Regions from separate parts of the Homo sapiens genome. Here region 2 is linked to region 1. Evidence: chromatin loops called from intact Hi-C (ENCODE). Cell type or tissue: OCI-LY7. All regions are shown on one strand. Each heading gives the region's core, and the rest is flanking DNA. Links, peaks and the distances in the headings are about the cores only.

The links. A loop is a pair of places that touch in the nucleus more often than their neighbours do. Peaks named below come from ENCODE experiments on the same cell type or tissue, not always from the same donor. Only the 100,000 strongest peaks of a DNase experiment are listed, where the experiment ranks them.
Region 2: it touches region 1 in a loop (2.8-fold over the local background); 2 of 110 quality-filtered maps call a loop at or near these places.

The regions. Positions count from the first base shown.
Region 1 is chr9:78,362,663-78,375,390 of GRCh38, forward strand. The region is part of intron 1 of LOC107987083 (a long non-coding RNA gene); the gene reads left to right. Among named protein-coding and RNA genes, the nearest start is that of PSAT1, 72 kb to the left of the region's middle. In OCI-LY7, for the core only: CTCF peaks have their summits at 3,634 (motif pointing right), 3,835, 7,164 (motif pointing left) and 7,367; a DNase peak (open chromatin) is centred at 7,139.
Region 2 is chr9:78,109,182-78,121,909 of GRCh38, forward strand. No RefSeq gene overlaps it. Among named protein-coding and RNA genes, the nearest start is that of GNAQ, 84 kb to the left of the region's middle. In OCI-LY7, for the core only: CTCF peaks have their summits at 6,105 and 6,308; a DNase peak (open chromatin) is centred at 6,140.

The DNA.
Region 1 (12,728 bases), core at 2,654-10,653:
AAGATTACATGGTGGTCAGAGCTACTAAATCCTGGGATGCAGGAGTAGCTTGAGGGGCCCTGGGTGGTTCATTGTGTAAAGAGCATAGTTCAAAGCTCCCTGTAATCCCCACCATTTTCCACTTGAAGCTTCATCGTAGTCCTTTAAAATACTGTATGTTTCTATTATGTTTATACTGTGTCCTTATCATGTAAGCTGGAACTCTTGTTCAGAATTAACTGCCCTGTTTTCTGAGCTCTGGTACAGTCTTCTTATATTTCAATTATCATACTTCCTAAAAGTTAATTTTTCAAATATCTGTATCTTGTCCAAGATGTAAACTCCTTTTTTATCTTTTCATACTCTCTCATCCATTCATCCCGAGATTTGGTTTGAGTCTTTGCATATCACAAGTGTATTGAAATAAGCTTGCAAGTATCACAGTCTGCATCTTGACAGTCACATTCGTAAGAGGAGGGCTTGCACTCCGGCTGGAGTTACGTGAGAATCCACGTCCAACGAATGAATATGGCTTTAAGGGGGACACTTCCATTTTCGCTTAAAACCAGAAATTGTTGAACTTAATTATCACCAGCAGTAATTCAGACATCAAAGCTCTAGGCCTCTCTGTATTAGTTTTCCGTTGCTATGTATCAGAAATGTAGCAGTTTACTGCAATAAAAATTTATGAGCTCACAATTTTTATAGGTCAGAAGAATAGGCATGGTGTGGCTGAATTTTCTGCTGTGCTCCGTGACTCACTGGGCTGATGTCAAGGTATTGGCCAGGGCTCTGGATCTCATCTGGGGCTTGGAATCTTCTTCCAAGCTCAGTAGCTGTTGGCAGAACTCATTTCCTTATGGTTGCAGGACTAGAAGCCGTTTCTTGCTGGCTGTCAGCTGGGGTGCTCTCAGTTCCTAGAAGCCACCCACCTTCCTTGCCCCACAGACCCCTTCATCTCTAAGCCAGCAATGGACACTCTCCCCTCTACTTTGGCCCCTCCTTCCACTGTGATTCTCTCTGACTGGCCTGTCTCTGACCCCTAACTCAGGTTTCAAGGGCTCCGTTGATTCCATCAAGCCTATGAGGATAATTGCTCTACCTTAAGGTCAACTGATTTGGGACCTTAATTACATCTGTAAAATCCTTTCAGAGTAGCACCTAAATCAGTGTGGTTAAATAATTTGAAGAAGTGTGTCTACACCGGGATATGCCAATCTTGGAGGCCATCTTAGAATTCTGCCTAACACATTCACCAATATGACAAGTTGCAAGCTTTGCTTACCTGTCTGTGCTGGACCTACCAAGTCTTCTCCCTGTGTCTTGTAGTTATGTAGACAGAGGAGATCAGCAACCTCCATCTGACATTAAAAGTGCTGCTTCTTGAAGAGGGAGGGAAGATATAGCTCTGACTTTATCCTTCAACATGAGTGATGTTTCATGGCGTTTGGAAGATGCCCTTGTAAGTCAGTTGCCTGTTAAGACACAACCTTAGTGAGTTGACCACTAGTGAGCATTAAAGGCTTTTTAAAAATGGTATTATGGGCCGGGCGTGGTGGCTCATGCCTGTAATCCTAGCACTTTGGGAGGCCGAGGCGGACAGATCACCTGAAGTCGGGAGTTTGAAACTAGCCCAGCTAACGTGGTGAAACCCCTCCTCTACTAAATATATATATATATGTATATAAAATTAGCCAGGCATGGTTGCGGGCGCCTATAATCCCAGCTACTTGGGAGGCTGAGACAGGAGAATCGCTTGAACCCGGGAGGCAAAGGTTGCAGTGAGCTGAGATTGTACCACTGCACTCCAGCCTGGGCAACAAGAGCAAAACTCTGTCTCAAAAAAAAAATGGTATTAAAAAGGTATTATGAATGGTCTAAGATAGGGGTCAGCAAACTACAGCCAGCCACCTGGTGTTTTTTTTTTTTTTTTTTTTTTAGACGGAGTCTTGCCTCACTCTGTCACCAGGCTGGTGTGCAGTGTGACCTCGGCTCACTGCAGCCTCTGACTCCCTGGTTCAAGCGATTCTCCTGCCTCAGCCTCCTGAGTAGCTGGGATTACAGGCGTGTGCCACCACACTCAGCTAATTTTTGTACTTTTAGTAGAGACGAAGTTTCACCATGTTAGCCAGGATGGTCTCAATCTCCTGACCTCGTGATCCGCCTGCCTCGGCCTCCCAAAGTGTTGGGATTACAGGCGTGAGCCACTGCGCCTGGGAGCCACCTGTTTTTATAAGTAAAATATTGGATAACAATCATGCCTATTCATTTGCAAATGATCTCTGGCTGCTCGTGTGGCACTACTACCAGGTTGAGTACTGAACTCAACTCTCTGACAACAGAAAAATACTCTCTAGCCCTTTACGCTGGTGACTCGTGGTCTAAGACCATTCCCACAGTTGCCTGATGATAAGTATCACCTGGATCATTTGTTAACAAGACAATTTCTGGGCCCAGTGTAGACCCACTGATTCAGAATCTCTGGGGCGAGGGAGAGGGGTGGGGGTGGGAAGCTGTGCTGAGCAAGCTTCGCAGGTGATTCTCATCACCACGGAAGGAGTGGTCTCAGGTGTGCCTTCCTGCCAGGTGAGGGAGAGCCTTTAAAAGAGGAGTAGAGCTCCTCTACTCCTCTTTTAAAAAGAGCACAGACTTTTTTTTTTTTTTTTTTTTCTCTTCTCCTTCTCACTGTCTGGGTCTGCTTCTCAGCACTGCCTTGTGAACGATCACCATCTCAGGTAAGTTACATTTAATCCTCGGTTTATTTACCTCAGAAATGAGGATAATGATGTTTAATTGTTAGCATGCACATATATGCAGAGGGCCTAATACAAGGTCAGTGCTTAATATTGGCAACCCTCAGTAAGAGGAGAAGCACAGTATACACATCAGATGATCCGAAGGCAGCAACCACTCATGGATAAGATGAGCCAGGCTAAGTCTTTACAACAATACTCCACGGTGCATAAGCAGCTCTGTCAAAAAGAAAAACTTCCTATAAAGCAATCTTATTACAGAGTGCTTCCAGGACAGCAGAAAGCCCCTTAGAAACTCAAAATTCCCTGCAGACCACTGAATATTGCAAGAGGTCATAACTGATTAGGATATAACTGAGTTTGCAAAGGAATACTTAATTTTGTGATTGAGAACCCTGGTACTTAGCAGGAAACCTTTTCTTCCCCCCTATTTCTGAGGTTAATGCTTTTAGAAATCACTGCCTGATGAGATCATGCAAATTCAGCCATCTGTATAGCTGTTGAAAGAAAGTTTTTAGATAAATTGCTATGCCTTTGCCACATAAATCCTCATAAGATACAGGACTCCAATAATACTTCAAGTTACAAGGGAGTTTCATATTTTACTAAAAGGGGGAAAAATCAATCTTGAATCTCTTAGTCCAGTGACCAAAGAATCACTTCATTGATTTTGTTCAGCTACTCAGGTGGGTGTACAATTTATCCTGATCTGATCTTATCTGATTTAAAGTTTACTTTTTCTGGGAAGTATTAATTTGAGTGTTATATGGATAGTACTGTAATACCAGACCCTCTTTACGGCCACTTTGCACAGCTTATATAAACATCCCAGGATAGAGTTTCGTTTTAATGTTTTCTCAAATTTAGAATTTGTGTTGGCTGCAAGTTATTCCCCTTTTCAACAGAAGAGGGAGGCAGAGGCTTGTCTAATAACTAAATAAATAAAATACAATAAAAAATAGTGTACCTAAGAACCAGGCTAGAGGGAAAGGGATCTGTACTCTTTTTAGGGAATCAGGTAAACAAGAACAGGATGAATTCTGCCAAGCATGATTTAGATTTTAAGAAAAAAAAATTGGAAATTGAGTGTTTTGCTGATTTAATATTTCAATTTCAGTTTCTAAAAAAGTACCAGCTGGTATTATGCTCACTGCCTGGGCAACAAGATCATTAGAAGCCCAAACCTCAGTCTCATGCAATATACCCACATAACAAACCTGCACATGTACCCCATGAATCTAAACTAAAAACCGAAATATGTAGTGTGAATCCTATTTAGTGAAAAGCAAAACATAGACGATAACACACTGATAAATTAACAGCAATTATTTCTGTGTAGTATTTTTGGTTAAGTATTTTCTATATAATTTTCAATAGTTTCCAAATCTATGAGAATAAGCATGTATTCTTTTACAACCAAAATAAACTCTGCAGAGGGCAGGGGGAGGGATATTCACTTTTATGAAATGCAATGTTGGGATCTTGCTAATACCCTAAAACATAGCGGGATGGACACAGGGTACTTCAGGGTCTGATAACTCCCTAAGCAAACTGCTGGGCAGCAGGCCACCTGGCTGACTCTGGGCTAGCTGCTACAGTATTTCTTTGCTGTCATTCCAGGGGAAAAGCTAGAGATGCTGACCGCAATTAGCTGCATGAGTTCCTGCTGGGATTGTCTGACTCTAGGAGATTCTCTTAGACTAATGTCTCCTGGGCAGATGCCCCACCCCAACTCCCAAAGAGTTCCTGTGGTTCACACCTGGTGCCATTCAGCCGCCAGGCCCTGCTTAGTAAGCCCCCTAGAAAGGCTGCAGTTAATTAAAAATTCAGAGGGGCTGCGCCTACCTAGCCTACCTAGTGAGGCAGCCGTTGGGGCTAGAACTTTATCACCTGTGGGCTTCTGTATCCTATAGTTTCCAAGGGGAGGGTGGGGAGGGAAGATGCAGGTCCTTATTTGATGGGAGAGGTGAATATTTGGGTTTTGGGCTTGTTTCACTTCAGAGATTCACCCATTCAGACACATAAGAGAATATAAGTTTTATTTTTTATGTTTTGTCCCTGGCATCAGAAAACTCTAGGAGATAGAGGCATTGGAGTCAGCTGAACTGGGCTGAGTTTGATGCCACTTGCCAGCAGTGTGACCTTGGGATTTCTGGTCTTTCATCTGTAGAATGGAAATTATAATACCAGTCTTGTCATCCTCAGAGATTATTGTGAATAGCCAGTGAAATATGCGTATGAAAGTGTTTTTGAAATGACAAAGTACTGTGTATAATGTGTGTAGGGGATGGTGTCCCAGATTGAAGTTAAATGAGATCCAGGACTGTGATAGGTCACAAGAAGAGGGGAGGCAGGGCCAGGACTACCATGGAGCAAGCAGGGTGGCCAGGGTGCAAAATTTGAGGAGGCACTTCCTTACAGGGGTGGTCATATGCCTCCTCTGAGTGGGCAAGACCCTGAGAGTGAGGGTCTTGTTAAATTTATCTCACCCACCCTACTCCTGGTCCTGAGTGTAAGTAAAATCTGTGCCTATTAAAATTACAAATGCAATATATGTTCATTGTAGCAAAGCCCACTATACCTAATTTTGCAGAGGTGTGATCACTTGGGCAGTATCTTAGGCCGCCCTCCTTGCATTTTTTTGTTTTGTTTTGTTTTGAGACTGAGTCTTTCTCTGTCGCCCAGGCTGGAGTGCAGTGGCGCAATCTCGGCTCACTGCAACCTTTGCCGTCCGGATTCAAGCGATTCTCCTGCCTCAGCCTCCTAAGTAGCTGGGATCAGCGGCATGCACCACCATGCCCCGCAAATTTTGTATTTTTAGTAGGAATGGGGTTTCATTCACGATGTTGGTCAGGCTGATATTGAACTCTTGACCTCAGATGATCAACCCACCTCAGCCTCCCAAAGTGCTGAGATTACAGGCATGAGCCACCACGCCCAGCCTTCCTTGCATTTTTTATCCATTTGCAATGTTAAGCTAGGCTTCTTGCTCTCACTTAATGGGCAGCACAGAAACATGCAAAAGAAACACAAATCTGATCACAAGACCTCTGTGGGTGTTCTAGATCTTTGTTATAGATTTACTTGCGGACTCTGAAAGGATCACACGGTGCATGACACAGCAAAATTTACTTAAACCCTACTTTACCCAGCTTTCTCTTCCCTGGGCCGAGTCTTGTGGCAGTTGCTCCAAGATCTCCATTTCCTCTCCTTGTAAACGCTCTTAGGTACCTCTTTTTCTCTACCTCCTAGCTAGACGCTACCCTTCATCCACTAGCTCCTCTTTCATGTTGTTACGTGTAAAACCATCTGGCCAGTCCAGGACTCTAACACTTGTTATTATTATCTCCCAAATCACTTCTTGAGGGATCCAAGTGGTAAGGAAACACTTCTCTTTAGGGATGGGGAAGAAAGGAGAAAGGTTGTCAATACTTCGGTAGGTTTTGTTCTGGACATGAACACGTAGCTATGTATATCTACCTCACCGATTTTTAAAAATGGGGCCACACTAGGCCAGGTGCAGTGGCTCATGCCTGTAATCCCAGCACTTTGGGAGCCCGAGGCGGGCAGATCACCTGAGGTCGGGAGTTCGAGACCAGCCTGGTCAACATGGGGTAACCCCGTCTCTACTAAAAATACACAAATTATCTGGGCATGGTGGTGCGTGCCTGTAATCCCAGCTACTTGGGAGGCTGAGGCAGGAGAATCACTGGAACCTGGGAGGCGGAGGTTGCAGGGAGCTGAGATTTCACCACTGCAGTCCAGCCTGGGTGACAGAGTGAGGCTGCGTCTCAAAAAAAAAAAAAAAAAAAAAAAAATTGGGCCACACGAAACCTAATGTCTTCTGATTTGCTTGTTCCATTTAACAATGCATCTTAGAGATCTTCTGTAGCAATATTTACAAGCCAACCTCATTGTTCTTAACAGCTGCCTATATTCTGGAGTTATTTTAACCATTTCTGTACCAGGAGATGTTTCTGTTGTTTCTTGTTTTTCACTCTTGCAAATAATCTGCAGTGAAAATCCTCCTACACTTTGTTTCCTTGCTCACTTAGTTTAATTTGCTAGGTGAAAGAGGATGCAAATTTTAACAGCAGATTATGGGAGGGGCGATTGGGAGCATAGCATGGGATTGATCTGTCCCTGGTATTTTTCTTCCTGACCCATCTCCACTGGATTCATGTTGAAAAACCGTTTTCATTTATGGCTGAGGGGTTGTAAGTAAAAACTGGGGGAGCTATTTTTCTAAAAAAAAAAAAAATCCTCAGTAATATATTGTAGCACAAATATTACTTGGGAGTAATAGCTCAGAAGAGGAATGAGGAGTTTCTGCCTATTACGCCAAGTAAACCATCCTGTAACTTTAGCCAAGCTGGGGTCCCAGGTCTGGGAGTGTGTGATGAAGTCGTGCAGACACAGCGCCACCCAGTGGCTGTCTGGTGAGGACGGGATTGTTTGCAGGGATGAGTGCAAAATCCCTGGGAACTCCTAGAGATGCCGGAGAGGGCATTTTACTGGAGGCTGAGGTCCTGCTTGAGCAGCAGGGAAGATTGGAGCCAGTGACATTTGGGTTATTGATGAAGTGACTTCATATGTAGCCATAGGCTTGTGCCTGAGGCAACTCAGGTTACTGTTGCTTTTGAATGCATTTGCATTTTATGTCTCACACAGTATCTACGTCTATTGGAACAAAATAGTGGCACTGTATGGGAGCGAGTTCTTCCTTGCTCTCTAGGCAGTGCTTATATGACTTCAGAGACCTCTGCCATAACTCTGTGGTCCATAAATTGGGAACGACTGAGATGGGATATTGAAAAGCTGAGTGCAAATGAAATCATTAACTCAATGTCAGGGGGAGCATGCTTTTGAAAGGAATCCTACAGTGAATTCTCATCATGCTGAAGGAACTCCCTGTCGCTCATACTCAAGATCCTAGAATGCCTCCCCGATGTAACAAATCAACTTCACAGGCAGCTTGTTATCCTTTCTTCCACTTGAAGGTCCCACCCTATAAGAGCTCTATTTCCTACAGCTCTGGATTAGGACAGGTGCGGTCTGTCATTGCTATCGGGCCAACTCTATGCTTATTTCTGCTTCTCTTAGTTTCTGTTTTTCTACCTCTGTGAAATGCCGCCTGTGACCCTTTAGTAACTCAAAGCCTACCATATTTCCATGCCCTTGTTAAAGTCCTTCTTAAGGCTCCCAGAAGTCCTCTCAGCCAACTTGGTCCGAAGTGACCTTTCCTTCTGCAAACTCCTCATTCTTTGACCTTTGGTATCATAAGTTTGGCATGTTACTTGTCTTCTCAGCTAGACTCTAAATTCTCTGAAGTCAGTGATGTTTAATGTCATCATAGCTCCTTGAAGCAAGGTGCTAGACACAAAAGAGTGAAATAGTATTTAACTTATTGTGTAACAAAGAATAGCAAACCTGAGTGATTTTTCTGGTAAACTTGGCTCTTCATCTATTGGATCTGCTGCAAGTACATTTTAAAAATCTTTATTGTCTCTCTCTTTAATCCACCCATTCATTCATATATACGAAGTGCTATTTACATGCCAGGCACATCCCTATTTGGCAGAGAGTGGAGAAAAAACCTTGATATTTTTATAACTGTGACAAATGGGCAGCCTGTGCTCTGTGGACAGGGAGGGCCCTGACGACCCACCAGCAGTGGCTTTGAAGATGTCTGTTTCTCCAGTTGCGTTTGTCCTCTATGTTCTTACCTGTGCCCTGTAGATCTGCGTTAAATGCTTGTAAGAGGCTGGACAAAGCTATGGGGCATGGACTTTCACTACTTTCACTTTCAATGGAGATGTGTTCCTGTGAAAAGCTTGCCCATCGCTGTAGAAAATCGAGCCAGTTGCTCATAAAAGCTGAGCTAGTCTGCCTGGAAGAGGGATTGAAAACCCAGACCACCTTGATTGTGTGTCTATATTCTCGCCCTAGAGCACTGCTTGGGAAGTATCTGTTGAACGAGTGGTGTTCATACTTCTATTGGTGGCGACCATGCTTACTCCGCTTTTGGTTGACTTTTTCTACGTGAACAATATTTTGCTAGCCTCTGGGTTAAGAGTAGTTATTTAATGCACACAGACCAATAGGCAACCGCTAAATGGTAGAAGTTTAGGGGATGTACTATCTTGGGAGGATTTATACCAATTACTCAACTGCCTGAATACCAAGTTCCTTCCTATTAGCTTTATAATAAGATAAACTAGTTCTCACATTTATCCCAAGAAGACAGGCTTATCCATATCATCTATATTTTAGCAGGCAGTACCAAACTTCAAGCCTCCAACACATTTTAAATCTTGCCATGTTGTATATTTTAAGTATCATTAAAAAGCCACTTTCTTACTTTAAAAATATGTGTGCAATATATTTTATGAAACCTATAGCAAGTCTATGAAAAATTGATTATTTTTTCCATAGGGATATGTTCAAATGATTTTCATTCTGCTCACCAAATGAAAAATCTAGCTCACATTATGTCCTTTATCTTATTTACTCCCTCTCCTGTGTATATAATCACCATGTTCCCAAACAAAGAGAAATGGGTTACTGTGTTTGGGTAGCCAAATAATTTCCTGTATTGGGCAAAGGAGTTGATGCAGATCTAAACTAGGAAGCATGCATTTCCCTTTCAGATGCCTTATTTTCCTATTCTGTACCCTCTTCCGGCCAACTCTACGTGGGCTGGGTCAGAGTATGCGATGGGGGTGCTGTAGTGAGTGGCAGGCAACTGTGGCTGCTGGTGGAGCGAACACATGATGGAAACATCAGTCACTGCAGGACTCCAGGAAGATGCAAGGAGCTTCACAGACAAAGATAAGAATTGTTCTGTGCTTTAGTCAGGATTATTTCTTAAAAACGTGTGCCAGGGCACAGTGGCTCATGCCTGTAATCCCAGCACTTTGGAAAGCCGGGGCAGGCAGATTGCTTGAGGCCAGGAGTTTGAGACCCGCATGGGCAACATGGTGAAACCCCAACTCTACTAAAATTACAAAAATTAGTGCGGTGATGCCCTGTAATCCCAGCTACTTGGGAGGCTGAGGCAGGAGAATCGCTTGAACCTGGGAGGCAGGTTGCAGTGAGCCGAGTTTGCACCATTGCACTCCAGCCTGGGCAACAAAATGAGACTCTGTGTTCCCATTTACCTTCTGTGGTGCTCCTTCCTACAGGCTGATCATGGCTGAGGTTGTCTTCCCTAGTATCCACTTTCTCCCTGTTCCTTGGGGTCAGAACCATGGCAGGAGGTATCACCAACAGCTCCTCTGTACCTGAGTCTCTTCCCAACTGTTCCCCACCAACTCTTCCATCCGAGAGTCCCGGGTACTTGTAAAACCCTCAGGACAGACAGAGGGTAGGGGAATTGGGCAGCTTGTCAGAGTGACAGTGAGATGAAGATCAAGTCTCACCCATAGCTAAGGTAGGAATCAAAAGAGCCTTTGGAGCTGGGGTACCAGTTGAGTGCACCACCTTTGTTTCACAAATGAGGATGAGACAGGCAATGAACAGAGGCTCAAGAGACAGTTGTGATAATTTCTGAGTACAGGGGAATAGGAGAGTCTAGGGAAATGGGATTTAGCAGGCAACGGGAGCAGGAAATTGGACATCGTGATGTCTGGCGTGCCAGTGCCTGACCCAGTAAGCCGAAGAGTGGAGTCAGATGTGACTGGAGTGGAGGATTCAGGGGGTCACTTAAGCTGGGGCCACATTGTGGAAGATCTCAAGAACCATGATGGGGAGTTATAAATGATCTATGCATGGAGGGGCCCCGCGGGTTTTTGAGATTGAGATTTTTGAAGGCATGATCTGATCTGAGGCTTTGGAATCACCATAAAAAGAATTTAGAGGTTGTCCTGTGTTGTGGTTTTAAACGTGTACTCTGAGGAACCGCCTTAGGGGCTGCTCTTGTGGAGGTGGTGAAAGGATCTGGGAAAAGCCAAGAGGCTAGGATCTTGGGCCCCTGCTTGCGCTAAATCAGGCAGCCCTGCCCCTGTTTTTCTTATCGAGCTGCCAGGTAAAATTTCTTCTTTTTCTTGTGATAAAGAACATAGAAGGTAAAATTTACCATCTTAACCACTTTTAGTTGTACAGTTCAGTAAAGCATATTCACATTGCTGTGAAACAGATCTCTAGAACTATTCCACTTGCAAAACAAACTCTATACCCTTTGAATAACCACTCCCCGTTCGACCCTTCCATCCCAAACCCCTGGTAAACCACCTTCCTCTTTTGTGTTTTTATGAATTTGGTCGGTCATGTAAGATTTATTTTGAAAAACAGTGCTAGAGCTGAGATGGTTGGAAAGCCATTGATCGATCATCCTACCCCGCTTTCTCCTGGCTTTGACAAAGAGAAGGCTGAGGTCCCGGAAGCCAAAGTGGCCACCTTGTGATGAAGACGTCATGCACACAGATACTTAAACCAGGGTGCCAGGAATCTAGGTTCTGTGTCTACAGTTTTGTAGACTAGGTTCTGCTGCTGTGTGTGTGATAGTCGTCAAGCAGCCGATTTAACTTGGTGCCTCGGTTTTCTTATCTGTTAAAGGATGTGACAGTAACAGCATCTCCCTGATAGACTTGTTGTGAGGATTAAGCCAGGTAATGTAAATAAAGCACTTTCAACCGGGCCTGGCACTTATATAAGTGTTTGCTGTTATTAAGTGACTTCCTGGCACAGCATGGCTCCTTATGAAGAAAGCTGTTCCTATGGACCTATAACCAGTGCCTGTGCTGCATGCTCTGTCTCCTGAGTCTTTCACCTAACACTGAATAGATGGCTTTGACTCAACCTGCCTGCCTTCTACATAGCCCTGTTTCTCATCTGGGGCATGCCACTGATGTCAAAGGATGCTCCATCAAGACCTTAATTTTCAAGGGGAAAGTGGTAGAGGACACATCACATAGCACAGGAGGAATGGACATCCTGTGACATTAATCTGAAAAGTAGTTATGGAACGCTTTAGATAAGGCAGTGGCTTAGGTGCTGAGGATACTGAATGAACAGACCAGGCAAAAGTCCCACTGTCATAGAGCCTGCATTCTAGCAGGGCAAAGCTTTGCAATGCAGACCTTTCAATAAATGAAATGCTTTTCTTGGACTCGTATGCCCCAGGAAGATGAAAAGTTTGCATAAAAATGCTCAGATTTGGAAATGGAACACTTTAGACTTATTGCTATAGTGCCTCTGAAAAGTGGTTTGTAAAAATAGATACTAAAAATGATGCAGACATACTGGTGCTCTTAGGTTGAGACAATTTTTCAGGTACAAAGTTTCCAAATCGATTTATCTCAAGTTCTGATTCAAGGGTTGTGTATATAGTACAGTTTGTCATCTTTAGAACTTGGTGAGGACAGCATTAGGCTTGTTTTACTTGTGCTTCAATCAGATGTCAGGAGGAATGTGGGATTCCACCTGCCGATGCCTCTCCGGGGCTTCATCCTTTCCTCCTCAATATGAGCAGATGACATTCAGATACCCAGCAGCAGAAGCAGAGACGGTGTGGGGACTAGTTTTGTTGGGGAAGAAAATAGGAATTGCCATTAGACTAGGATGAACTGAAGCTCACCTGTCACAGGGTGGGGACTATTCTGTGAGGAAAGAAAGAAAAGAATGGTCACACAGAGCACTCAGCTGCTTGTGAGTCCCCTATGCCATGTGCACTGCAGCCATTGCTATAAAGCACAGCACTTCCTTCCTTGGATCCTACAAATGCTTCATTTGTAGACACTTCCCAACACCGTGCTTCCAGGTGCCACTGCCAGTCAAGGCTGGTGGGTGATGTGCATCTCATGGACCATCAGGAGCTACTGGTGGCCATTAAAGTCATTAGACACATGGGAGCTATGACTCAGAGACCCATACAGCCTATCATTACCCCCACTTCTTTCTCATGAAGTCTCCCCTATTTTGTTGAGGTAGGGGTGGAGATCCCTTGACCTTAGGGAATAAGGGCTCTTTTTCAGCCCTAGGGGATGGCTTAGGGAG
Region 2 (12,728 bases), core at 2,319-10,318, 250 kb before region 1:
AGTTTTTGGAGAGAAGAGAAGAAATGGTGCTCCCTGGATTTGAGCAGCATGGTGGCCCCAGGATCCTGCTCCAGGAACATTTGCTTACATCATCGATTTCTCATAGAAAATTGGAGTTGATGACCAAATGTTATTATGCAAGAGGTCGTGATTCTATTCAATACTAGAATAGAAAGATTCTAGTATTGACCCTCAAGAGACCTGGATTTTATAACTCTCAAGAAACTCACTAACTGGATAGCAACAGTGTGCCTCAGTTTTCTCATCAGTAAAACAACAGATTGAGTGACTAGATGATTTTTTGTAGATGTATTTTGGATAGAAGATTGTGAATCATTACAGCATTTAGAAATATTACTTTTAACTACTTATGAAGTTGACATGAAGAATTAGCCAGTATCATTTAGTGTTTGATTCATTCATTTAATAATTCATTTTTTCCTAGCTTACTGTAGATAAGATCATTACTTTTATGGTCAAATAGACTTTGATTCAAGTCTTGGTTTCTCCACACACTAGATAAATGACCTTGGAAAGTTAAATTATTGACCTATTTGTGGCTCTGTTTTCTCATTTCTAAATGAAAACAATAATATTATCTTCATCATAGGGCTATTGAAGTGTGTTTTAGATTTCTCTAGAGAATCGAAAGAATGTATATATATAGTGTGTGTGTATATACACATGAAAAGAGAGAGAGAGAGGACATAGAGAGAGGCAGAGAGAGACAGAGAGAGATTTATATTAGGGAATTGACTCTCATGATCATGGGGCTGGAAAAGTCCAAGCTCTACAGGGTAGTCCAGCTGGCTGGAGACTCATGGAAGAACAGATGTTGCAGTTCTACCTAGGGGTAGATCAGTCTTTTTCCTAAGGCCTTCAACTGTAGATGAGGCCAACACACGTTGTAGAGGTGAACCCATGTTTGTTACTCAAAGTCTACTGATTTGAATGTTAATGTCATCTAAAGAATACCTTCCAGCAACATTCAGATGTGTTTGACCAAATATTTGGGCACCACGGCTTAGCCAAATATACACATAAAATTAACCATCATGAAAGCAGTACTGATAATGCAGGTAGCAATTTTCCCACAGTGTCTAACACGGGAAATAAATAATAAAAATTAGCTATTATTATTGATGTAGTTGCTATTTTTTTTTTTTTTTTTTACTTTTTAATGAAAATTTCCACCCTTTCCAAACATACCCCCAAAACACACTGGAGATAGTGGTTAATGATCTGCATCAGTTAGCCCTCAGAGCTGCAGGAACCTCCACACCCACTCCCTAACCTATGCATGTTAAACCATGTTGTAGATAAGCTCTTCCCTTTGGGGAACCCCATTGTCTTTTACTTTTTTATTTTTTTTTATTTTATTATTATTATAGTTTAAGTTTTAGGGTACATGTGCACAATGTGCAGGTTAGTTACATATGTATACATGTGCCATGCTGGTGTGCTGCACCCATTAACTCATCATTTAGCATTAGGCATATCTCCTAAAGCTATCCCTCCCCCCTACCCCCACCCCACAACAGGCCCCAGAGTGTGATGTTCCCCTTCCTGTGTCCATGTGTTCTCATTGTTCAATTCCCACCTATGAGTGAGAATATGCAGTGTTTGGTTTTTTGTTCTTGCGATAGTTTACTGAGAATGATGATTTCCAATTTCATTCATGTCCCTACAAAGGACATGAACTCATCATTTTTTATGGCTGCATAGTATTCCATGGTGTATATGTGCCATATTTTCTTAATCCAGTCTATCATTGTTGGACATTTGGCTTAGTTCCAAGTCTTTGCTATTGTGAATAGTGCTGCAATAAACATACGTGTGCATGTGTCTTTATAGCAGCATGATTTATAATCCTTTGGGTATATACCCAGTAATGGGATGGCTGGGTCAAATGGTATTTCTAGTTCTAGATCCCTGAGGAATCGCCACACTGACTTCTACAAGGTTGAACTAGTTTACAGTCCCACCTACAGTGTAAAAGTGTTCCTATTTCTCCACATCCTCTCCAGCACCTGTTGTTTCCTGACTTTTTAATGATTGCCATTCTAACTGGTGTGAGATGGTATCTCATAGTGGTTTTGATTTGCATTTCTCTGATGGCCAGTGATGGTGAGCATTTTTTCATGTGTTTTTTGGCTGCATAAATGTCTTCTTTTGAGAAGTGTCTGTTCATGTCCTTCGCCCACTTTTTGATGGGGTTGTTTTTTGTTCCTTGTAAATTTGTTTGAGTTCATTGTAGATTCTGGATATTAGCCCTTTGTCAGATGAGTAGGTTGCGAAAATTTTCTCCCATTTTGTAGGTTGCCTGTTCACCCTGATGATAGTTTCTTTTGCTGTGCAGAAGCTCTTTAGTTTAATGAGATCCCATTTGTCAATTTTGGCTTTTGTTGCCATTGCTTTTGGTGTTTTAGACATGAAGTCCTTGCCCATGCCTATGTCCTGAATGGTAATGCCTAGGTTTTCTTCTAGGATTTTTATGGTTTTAAGTCTAACGTTTAAGTCTTTAATCCATCTTGAATTAATTGTTGTATAAGGTGTAAGGAAGGGATCCAGTTTCAGCTAGAGAGCAGTGGTTGCTATTATCCTTTATTGAATATCTACTTTTTTTGGTTAGGTTAGATTCTGAAGGCATAACAACTCACAAGATACAATCTGTCCTTGTCTAAATGTAGATCTGATAAGCTACCTGATCATTACAATAGACTGTCCTGAATACCATAAGAGGGAAAAATATGGGTGCCATGAGAATACATAAAAAGGGCCTCAAATGAGAATAGGTTGAAGGGTAGAGATAGCTCAGCTAAGATCAAAACGATAGATGGATGAAAGAAGATGATGATGCAACTGTATGTTGAAAAAACAAGTACAAGGAACTAAAATGAGAAAGAGCATGGCCTACTCAAAGAACTGTAAGTAGTTAATCATTTTCTGGGGTATAGAATGAAAGAGGGAGGTGAAGACGTAAAAGTTGAGAGATTGACAGGGTTACGCCCAGAAAAGGCTCTTACCAAGGCAAGCAGTGTGGATGTTATCTTGAAGCCAATGATGACCTAAAATATAACAGTGATGTTGAAAATGGAAAAAAGAGACAGATTTGGGAGATATCAATAGGTGAAATGAGTAAGATCTAATGATAGATTAAATCTTAGGCATGGGGAGATACTGAAACTGAGGAGTGAGCTGGGCTATGTTGAGATGCTCCTGTAACTTTCTTGGATACAATGAAGAATATTTTAAAGACCGTTGAAAGATCTTGAACCAGTCATTTACACTTTCTGTTCATTTCACTTATCTGTAAAATGCAGATGTTGGACTCAATGCTCTTCGTAAGGTCTTGTCTTACTTTAAAATTCTACACTCCTGTGACTGCTCTTTAGTTTTGTATGTAAATATATTTTTTTGGAAATGTTTTTTGTACCACCAAGTTAACAAACTGTAAAGCAATAAATGGCATCATCATATTGGTATTTAGCGATGATTTTGCAATTATTACAGGATGTCACAATGAGAAAGATCAGGAAATTAGATAACACATGCTAGTATCTTTTATAATGTTTGAATTGTAAGAAAAATAGGGGTGGTTGACACTGCAGATGTAAAAAGATTAGTCAAATTTTAGATAAATTGTTCTAACTAGAATCAAAGTTGATAAGCAAATTTCTATGAACAGTGAAACAGACAGTTCGTGAAAAAAAATACATGGGAAAGAAAAACAAGCAAACGTATTGTTTTTTCTAATGTGTGCTTGCAAAAATTGTTGAATGCTCTGGTTTCTAGCACTTGATTTATCTTTTATGATACTTTAAACCTCATGTTTGTTCAACAATTTAAGTCTATTTGGTCAGTTAATAAAGGTCCTGCAGCATGTGAGGGAGAAGATGAAATTAAATGAGAGTTTGAATGGAAAACCAGTTCAGATGGTCATGGTGTTCCTCCTCAAACTGAGCTTGAATCATTATTTAGGAGTCTTTTTGAACAAGAACTGAATAGAGAAGAGATTTTTCAGAGATAACCTGGTACAAACCAGTTGAAAATGGGTTGATAGGCTGCTAGAGTTCTTTTGACCTGAAACACTTCAGGAACTAAACACAAGGCTATGATTCAACTCTCTGATCTTCTAGTAGTATCCTGGGAGCAAATATATTGCATCTTTTTTATTTTTTTTCTTTTGAGACAGGGTCTGTGCTCTGTTGCCCAGGCTGGAGTGCAGTGGTGCAATCTCAAGCTCACTGCAACCTCCGTCTCCTGGTTCAAGTGATTCTCCCACCTCACTTGATTCTTGTGCTTCAGCCACCCATGTGGCTGGGATTACAGGCATCTGCCACCATACTAGGCTAATTTTTGCATCTTTAGTGGAGACAGGGTTTCACCATGTTGGCCAGGCTGGTCTCAAGCTCCTGGCCTTAAGTGATCCGCCCATCTCGGCCTTCCAAAATGCTGGGATTACAGGTGTGAGCCATTGCACCCAGCCTATATTGCACCTTAAATAACACATTTGGGGTTAGTTATCATTATTTAGTTGGGCCTACAGAAAATCATTAGAAGACATTTTGTCGAAAATTCAGAATGCATGTTAATTTAGGTGAAACTAAAGGGGGAGGAGAAGTATACCTTGCTAGATGGCATCTCGAAAATAATCAGTAAATTTAGTTCCAAATGGTTTTCTCTCATTTCATTGCACCTAGTTGTGTAAATAATCATCACAGACCATATTAGTAGCTCTAATTTTCTTGGTTTTAGGAGGAGAACCTGTGTTCAAGCTTCACTTTGACCAAGTGTGTCATGTAATTATCAATGTCTGTTGTAAGGGCTAAGAGATTCATCTAAGGGCTAGATGAATTTGATAAAATTTTTTGATCCCACAATAATAACCACAAATAGTATTATCTGCTGGGTGTGGTGGCTCATGCCTGTAATCCCAACATTTTGGGAGGCCGAGGTGAGATCACTTGAGGCCAGGAGTTCAAGATCAGCCTGGGCAACATAGTGAGACCCTGTTCCTACCAAAAACAAAAACAAAAACCCCACAAAACCCAAATAATATTATATTTGTCATTTCATTAAATTAATAATTGAATGCTGATACACATTCTCTTCTGATTTAAATCTAAATTTGAGAATTACCTTTTCCTTAAAAGTGTTTTCAAAGAATCCTTTCTGCTATACAGCTATAACTCTTTTTTTGATGTGTTGAAATTACAGATCAAATTTTTTTCTAATAAATGCTACCACAATGCCAGTTTACTTAAGCATTTAATTAATTTTAGCTATCTTATGACTCCAAGGCAATAAATGAATTCAGATAACACTAGGATTGGCAAACCAGGTTAGATTTACCCTGAATAAGAATTGCTTTACATGTTCTAGAGCAGGGTTTCATGAAAAAGGAAAAAGAAATTGCTTTACATGATTTTGCTGATGTCACACGCAATCTTTTATTTTGATATTTTATTGTAATCCTTTAAGGACAGAGACAATGCTTATTTTTCAAAATTTGCTACAAGTATTCATGGAATTTGAAGTCCCTATTGGTGTCTAAATCAAGAAGAGTCAGCCAAGCGAGGCATTTATCCAGGTGCATTCATGCCAGCGTCTGAGGTCAGGGAGAGGGGAACAAACTAGAACTGAAGTTGCTTCCTGAGTTGACAAGGAAAGGAGAGGCTCAGAAGTGTAAACCCAAACTTAAGTCGTGAAGAATGTAGAGGAATGTCAGGGAAATCAAGGTAAGTGAGCAAGTCCAAAGAGCAGGAATAAGGAATAAGACAAACAGAAAAGGACAAATCCAAGGCAAAAAGCTGAACTGAATGGGAGCCAAGTGGGAGCAAAGGCAGACCCTGTTTCAAAGGTGGGGCACATCTTTTCAAGCATAAAAAGGAGCTTAAGGACTCATGTATCTTTATGAGTTCTAAGGTAAAACACTCCCAAAGAGGTCCAAGAGTGTGTTTGCCTCACTTCTATCTTATTTATAATCCCTTTTCTCCTTCCACTAGAACTCTGTTCCCTAGTACAGTGACTTAAATTCATCCTTGGTGTCCATTTTTTCCTTGACCTATATCCACCTATAATTTGTCCTTGACCTATATCCACCCCTAGGGGGGGATAGTGAGGTGGTGAGGGAAGATATAAAACTTTCAGTGCTCCCTAGGGGTTTGCATGTGGGGCTAATGTTCCCTTCTATTTTGATCTTTCCTGGACTAACCCAGCTGCACTGTAGACCAACCGGAGTTGACCTTGTTGCTACTACCCCACAAAGGAATATCAGCTGAATGTCAGAAGAGAACAGCTTTTTCTAACCTGTACCATCGGTCTCCTTGTTTATCTGACACCAGCGGCTTGGACAACTCAGGCTCTCAAGTCCATATGTGAATGATGCTTTAATGTATCTGAAATATGCTTTCGAATGTGACTCACTTCAAGTCACATTATGGACTTCAAGCCATATTATGCACTAAACAAAGGAGGCCCCCCAGTCTCTTTCCCATCTATTAAGCATAACAAAAAATTACTTTATTAGATTTTATAGCGAAACAATACATTGTATTCATGAGTATGATGCTATAGTATTAAGATAACTCAGTAACACACCCACACATACATGTCATTAATGATTCCATTTCTCTTTATCATAGAAAAATAAAAGTTTTACAAAAGGCAGAGGAGTTCCATTTAAACACCAAATTTTCTTCTTGGAACAGCTCTAGCCAGGGGGTCCTTCCATTAGAAACAAGTAGCTCTTTCAGAATCTCCAGTGTTAGAGAATTCCAATTTTAAGTCTCTCATGCATATCACTTTTCTAAAAGTTCACAGTATCAACTGAACACATAAAATATCATAACAACCCATACCCATAAAATTTAAACAACACAAAATTAGCCACAGCATAAGTATGAATCTCCTTAGACCAAAGTGTTTCAAAATATGTTCTATAGAAATTAAGGAATTGCTTAACAAGGATGATATGGTAGCTACAAGCAGAGTGGCATCCCCCCAAAACTAAAGTAGCCCCATATTTAAAAAGCATTTTTTTATATTGGGGCTCCTCAGAAGATTTCATTTAGAAAATAGGTTTCACTCCCTTTGCAAAACTTTGAAAACTGTTGCCTTATAAAACGGTGTTTTCCAAGTTGAAGTAGTGTTCCCAGACTCCAATAAATGTCTCATAATTAAGAATCACATTGCTGTTATAGCTGTTGACCTTGAAAGGGAGGGAGTGTGAGAAGGAATAGGCAGAGAAAAATGAAGAGAAAAAAAAGAGGAAAACTTCTTGGTTTTTATTCACCAAGTGCTATCAGTCAAAGCCATTTGCCCAGTGACCATTACCTGTGAACTTAAAATGCAAGTGGCTACCAAGCAATTTCACCCCTAAATATTTATCTAAGGGAAGAGAAAAACTAAGTCCACAAGAAACCTTGTATGGGAATGTTCATAGTAAATTTTTTCGTAACAGTCCCAAACTGGAATCAGCCCAGATGTCCATCAGAAGGACAAACTAATACATCTATACAATGGAACAATTTAGCAATAAAGAATAAAATACTGATACACGCATCAATATGAATACATCTCAAAACTATTGCATTGAGTGAAAAAAGCTGGACCAGACACAAAAGAGTACATATTGTATGATTCTACACATTAATTTCTGGAATAAGCAAATATGTTAGAAAAATATCTGAACAGTTGTGGCTTCAGAGAATGGGGTTACTGGGAAGGGGTACAAGGAAAATTTCTACAGTGATGGAAATGTTCTGTATTTTGAGTGAGGTGTGGATTACATAAGTATATATTTGTCAAAACTGATGAAACTGTACTTAAGGTTTGTGTATTTCACTGTATGAAGGTTTATCTCAGTAGACAATTTTAGGGGCAATTACTCCACTGAAAAACTATATATGGAAAAAATAAGAAAATCTCTTTATGAGCTCAGAGTAGAAAAGTATTTCTTAAACAAGACAAAGTTCTATATAGAAAATATTGAGAAATATCTATCAAAATTAAAAACTTATGTGAGAAAGAAACTTACAGAAAAGGCCAATTCAGAAATGAACAACAAACATTTAAAAGGATGCTTGATCTCACTAGTAATCAGATGAATGCCAGTTTCTAAAAAAATCTATTTCATACCTATTGTATTGGCAGTAATTTCAGAGTCTTGTGATCTGGTGAAGCTGTGGGACTGTAAATCATACTGTGCTGTGGGATTGTCAGTTGGTTCAGCCATTTTAGTAAAAACACACATCCTACTACCTAGCCACTGAATTTCCATTATGTATCCTAGACAAACTCTTACATGAGCACAAGGAATGTGTACAAGGATGGTTATTGTAGCAGCATTTGTACTCCTGAAAAATTGATTCTACCTTAATGTCCATCAATTAAGAGATGGAAGTAGTATACTCATATATTGCAATATTATATGGCAGTTAAAAGGAATAAACTAGATCTATGCATATCAAGATGAATAGAGCTTAAAACATGTAAAAATAAATACTATGTTATATGTATTTAGTGACACAATTTTTTTTTTTTTTTTTTTGAGACAGAGTCTCAGTCTGTCACCCAGGCTGGAGTGCAGTGGCCTGATCTCAGCTCACTGCAACCTCTGCCCCCCGGGTTCAAGCGATTCTCCTGCCTCAGCCTCCCAAGTAGCTGGGATTACAGGCGCCTGCCACCACACCTGGCTAATTTTTGTATTTTTAGTAGAGACGGGGTTTCACCATCTTGGCCAGGCTGGTCCTGAACTCCTGACCTTGTGATCCAACCGCCTCAGCCTCCCAAAGTGCTGGGATTACAGGCATGAACCACCATGCCCAGCTGACACATATTTATACCCAAATGTGTAAAAGCTGCATCAGAAGGATATGCACAAAAATCTCGAGATTGGTTATGCCTGGGGCGCAAAGAAAGGAAAAACAAGTGGAGTAATATTGGAAAAAGACCTTATATGAAATATATTATCAAGAAATAACTGGAAGAATTAGACAAATAAATGAATTTTGATTCATTTCTCACACCATGTACAAAAATTAACTCAAAATGAATCAGAAACAGGTGTTGATTCTGAATGTGAGCTTGGATTAGGGAAATAGTTTCAGATCTGATACCTAAAGCACAGCCATAAAAGAAAAACAATCAATAAGTTGAACTTCATCAAAATGCAAAACTTTTGCTCTATGAAAGACATTACAAAAAGACGGGCCAGGCATGGTAGCTCCTACCTGTAATTCCAGCACCTTGGGAGGCTGAGGCAGGCACATCACTTGAGCTCAGGAGTTTGAGACCAGCTTGGCCAACATGGCAAAACCCTGTCTTTACTAAAAATACAAAAATTAGCTCAGTGTGGTGGCATGTGCCTGTAGTCCCTGTAGTCCCAGCTACTCGGGAGGCTGAGGCAGGAGAATCATTTGAACCTGGGAGGTGGAGGTTGCAGTGAGCCGAGATTGTGCCACTGTACTTCAGCCTGGGCGACAGAGTGAGACCCTGTCTCAAAAACAGAAAAGAAAAAAAAAAGAAAAAGAAAAAGAAAAGAAAAGATAAGCCACAGACAGAGAAAAAATATTTGTAAAGCACTCTTCTGACAACAAACTTGAAGCCAGACTATATGAAGAACTATCAAAACTCAACCAAAAAAAGACCAAGTTTTTTTTTTTTAAATAGCAAAGTTTTGAACAGATACTTCACCAGAGGAGATATATTGGTAGCCAATAAACATATGGAAGGTGCTCAACATCATTAGTCATTACGGAAATGCAAGTTAAAACCATGATGAGACAATGCTACACTTACTAGAATAACTTTAAAAAAGAACCTGACAATAATATCAAGTGCTGTTGATGATGAGAGGCAACTGGAACTCTCAGATATTGCTGGTGGGAATGCACAATGGTACAACCTCACTGGAAAACCCTCAGGCAAAGAAATGCAGGTGCTGCTGTTGAAATCAAACAGCTTATGAGGAAGTGGTAAGGGCAAGAGAATATGGGTGGAGTACCCATAGTATCTGTTAATACTCCCACGTAATGAGTTCTTCAGTTCTGAATTTACTGAGAGCTCTGTCAGGTTCTTGTAAGTTGGCCAAGTCAACCATAAAAATTCTATTGCTTTGCATTTTTTACAGTGCAAGTCAGTTTCTCAATCCTGACTAAGAAACACAAGAAAGGAGGAAAGATGGGGCATTTGCCTGCAATGTCAGATACAACCAAGCCAAAAGCCTACACCCCAAAGCCCTGTGTATTTGGAGGTGAGCCTGCCCTGGTCCTCCAGGAGGATATCCAGGGTCGCCCAGACCAGATTTTGCTTTCTCACCAAGGAATGTCGCCCACCACGAATAAAAGATGCCTTTGCAGATTGAGGTTCCGGAGTGTGAGTTTATCAAAGAAGGAGCAGGAAGAAGGAAAGAAGGGAAAAAAGAAAAGCCCCCACATTTCTGCCAGCGCCTCATGCAGCTTACTAGCTCCTCTCCCAGGGCCTCCAGGAGGCTCTCTTCACATGGAAGGAGGCTGAAGAGCAGGTCTTCCAGCAGTTTAAAGTCTCTGGAGGAACTTGTGCCACAATCCATGCCTCCTCTACCAACTGAACTCTCAACTGGGTCTGTTGCCTTCTGCCAAATGTTATTTACATCTCCAGGAGACATAAATATTGGTCACAATGCCTGTGAATCTTGAAATTCTATTCTATTCTATTCTCCCACCTACTATAGTAAATTCCAGACAGCGATAGGCAAAAAAGAGCCCTAGGCAAGGGCCCACTTTATTCCATCTCTTTCCTTGGACAATTCTATTAGGTAACAAAAGAATCAACTTTATTAGGTATAATAGGCATGCAAGAAAAACATTTATTTAAAATGCACATCAGGCTGGGCGTGGTGGCTTACGCCTGTAATCCCAGCACTTTGGGAGGCCAAGGTGGGTGGATCACCTGAGGTCAGCCTGACCAACATGGAGAAACCCTGTCTCTACTAAAAATACAAAATTAGCCAGGTGTGGTGGTGCATGCCTGTAATCCCAGCTACTCGGGGGGCTGAGGCAGGAGAATCGCTTGAACCCAGGAGGTGGAGGTTGCAGTGAGCTGAAATCGGGCCATTGCACTCCAGCCTGGGCAACAGGAGAGAAACTCTGTCTAAAAAAATAATAAAATAAAATACAATGCACGTCAATGAGATTTAACAAATATATATCTCTGCATATAAGTCCCACTACAATTAAGTGATAGAGCACTTCCATCATTCCAGAAACTTTTTCTCATGCCCTTTGCAGCCAACCTCTGTCCTAGGAAACAACTGCTCTGCTTTCTGTTACTATAGCTTAGTTTCAACTTTTCTAGAATTTTTCATCTAAATGGAATTATATAGTATTATGCTTTTGTGTCTGACTTCTTTTGCTCAGCCTAACTTTTGGAATTCATTAATTTTAGTGTGCATTAGTAGTTCTGCTCCTTTTTACTGCTGTGATATTCCACATCATTCTTTAATATAAAGACAACTTTTCACCTCTGGATTAAGAGCTAGACCTGCAATAGCAAACTTAAATGCCTAGAGAAGACAGGCCCATAATGCAAACGAGAAAAGGGGTCTGGTATAAGAAAATTTATTTTTAAAAACACTACTCCTCTTGTTATATCCTCATTTTCTAAAGAAATGCTTCGTTTTCTTCAACTTTAAGGAAAATAGGAGTGTATGTATGATGATAAATAGCAACCGACACCTGACTTTGGGGAGAACAATAAAGAATGAAGGGGATGGTGGCAGATTCCAGAGTCCACACCCATCTAAAGGAAGCAGCTTTGCCGTATAGGAACACGGGGCCAGGTTTCACATCTTCTTATTGTTCCAGAGAAGCAGGAAATCTGGGTTTGTATGTGAAATCTCCTGAGTTTTAAATGTTGAAAACAAATTCAAATTTTATTAAAGCACTGGATGGGCCAATTCTGTTCAGGTCAAATAAAACAAATCTGGGGGCCAGATGTGGACTGGCAGGCATCACTTTGTGTCCTCTGATGTCGACAAACTAAAAGCAAGCCCAAGCCGCCCTCTCCACTGTGCTTTTTGTAGAAACATCTTGGTCCTGCTGGGACCTCCCAGTCCAAGGAAGCACCAGGGATGGCTTACCTCACTGGCTACATGGAAGAGAGGAAAAAAGGAAGAGCAAAACTCATTTCAAGGTCCCAAGAAGAAGAGAGGAAGAGAATATTTACTCCAGGCTAGTTATTATTTTTACCACCCTCCTGCCCCATACTAGAGCATCATGAGAATACATATATTCGAATCACCTGGGGTGGGAAAACAGGTTCCCTTCCGATTTATTTGATCTGTTGGGCCTGCTGTGGTCTTGCATTTTAACAAGCTCCTCGAGTAACTCTTATCCACACTGAAGTTTGACACTCGCTGCATTGGGTTTTCCAGTCTTTGCTACAAAATGGTTCAGTTGCCAATGAGAGTTCATTTTGTCCTACATCTAAATTTGAGTTCCCTTTTGTAGGAAAAGTAATGGGGAAGAAGGGAAGGCTTTGAGCGCCCCCTTGGGGCTAGCTTGGTGAGTGAACAGCTTTATAGTGATAAGTGATTTTTCAGAGATGTTAGGAATAAAAATAATAAATAGTATACTATTTATTATTATAATAGCCCATACTAGCATTAGGTATTGTGACTGGCAATTCACATATAGTATCTTATTTAAGCCTATCAGGCAGACACTATCATTACCTGCATTTTA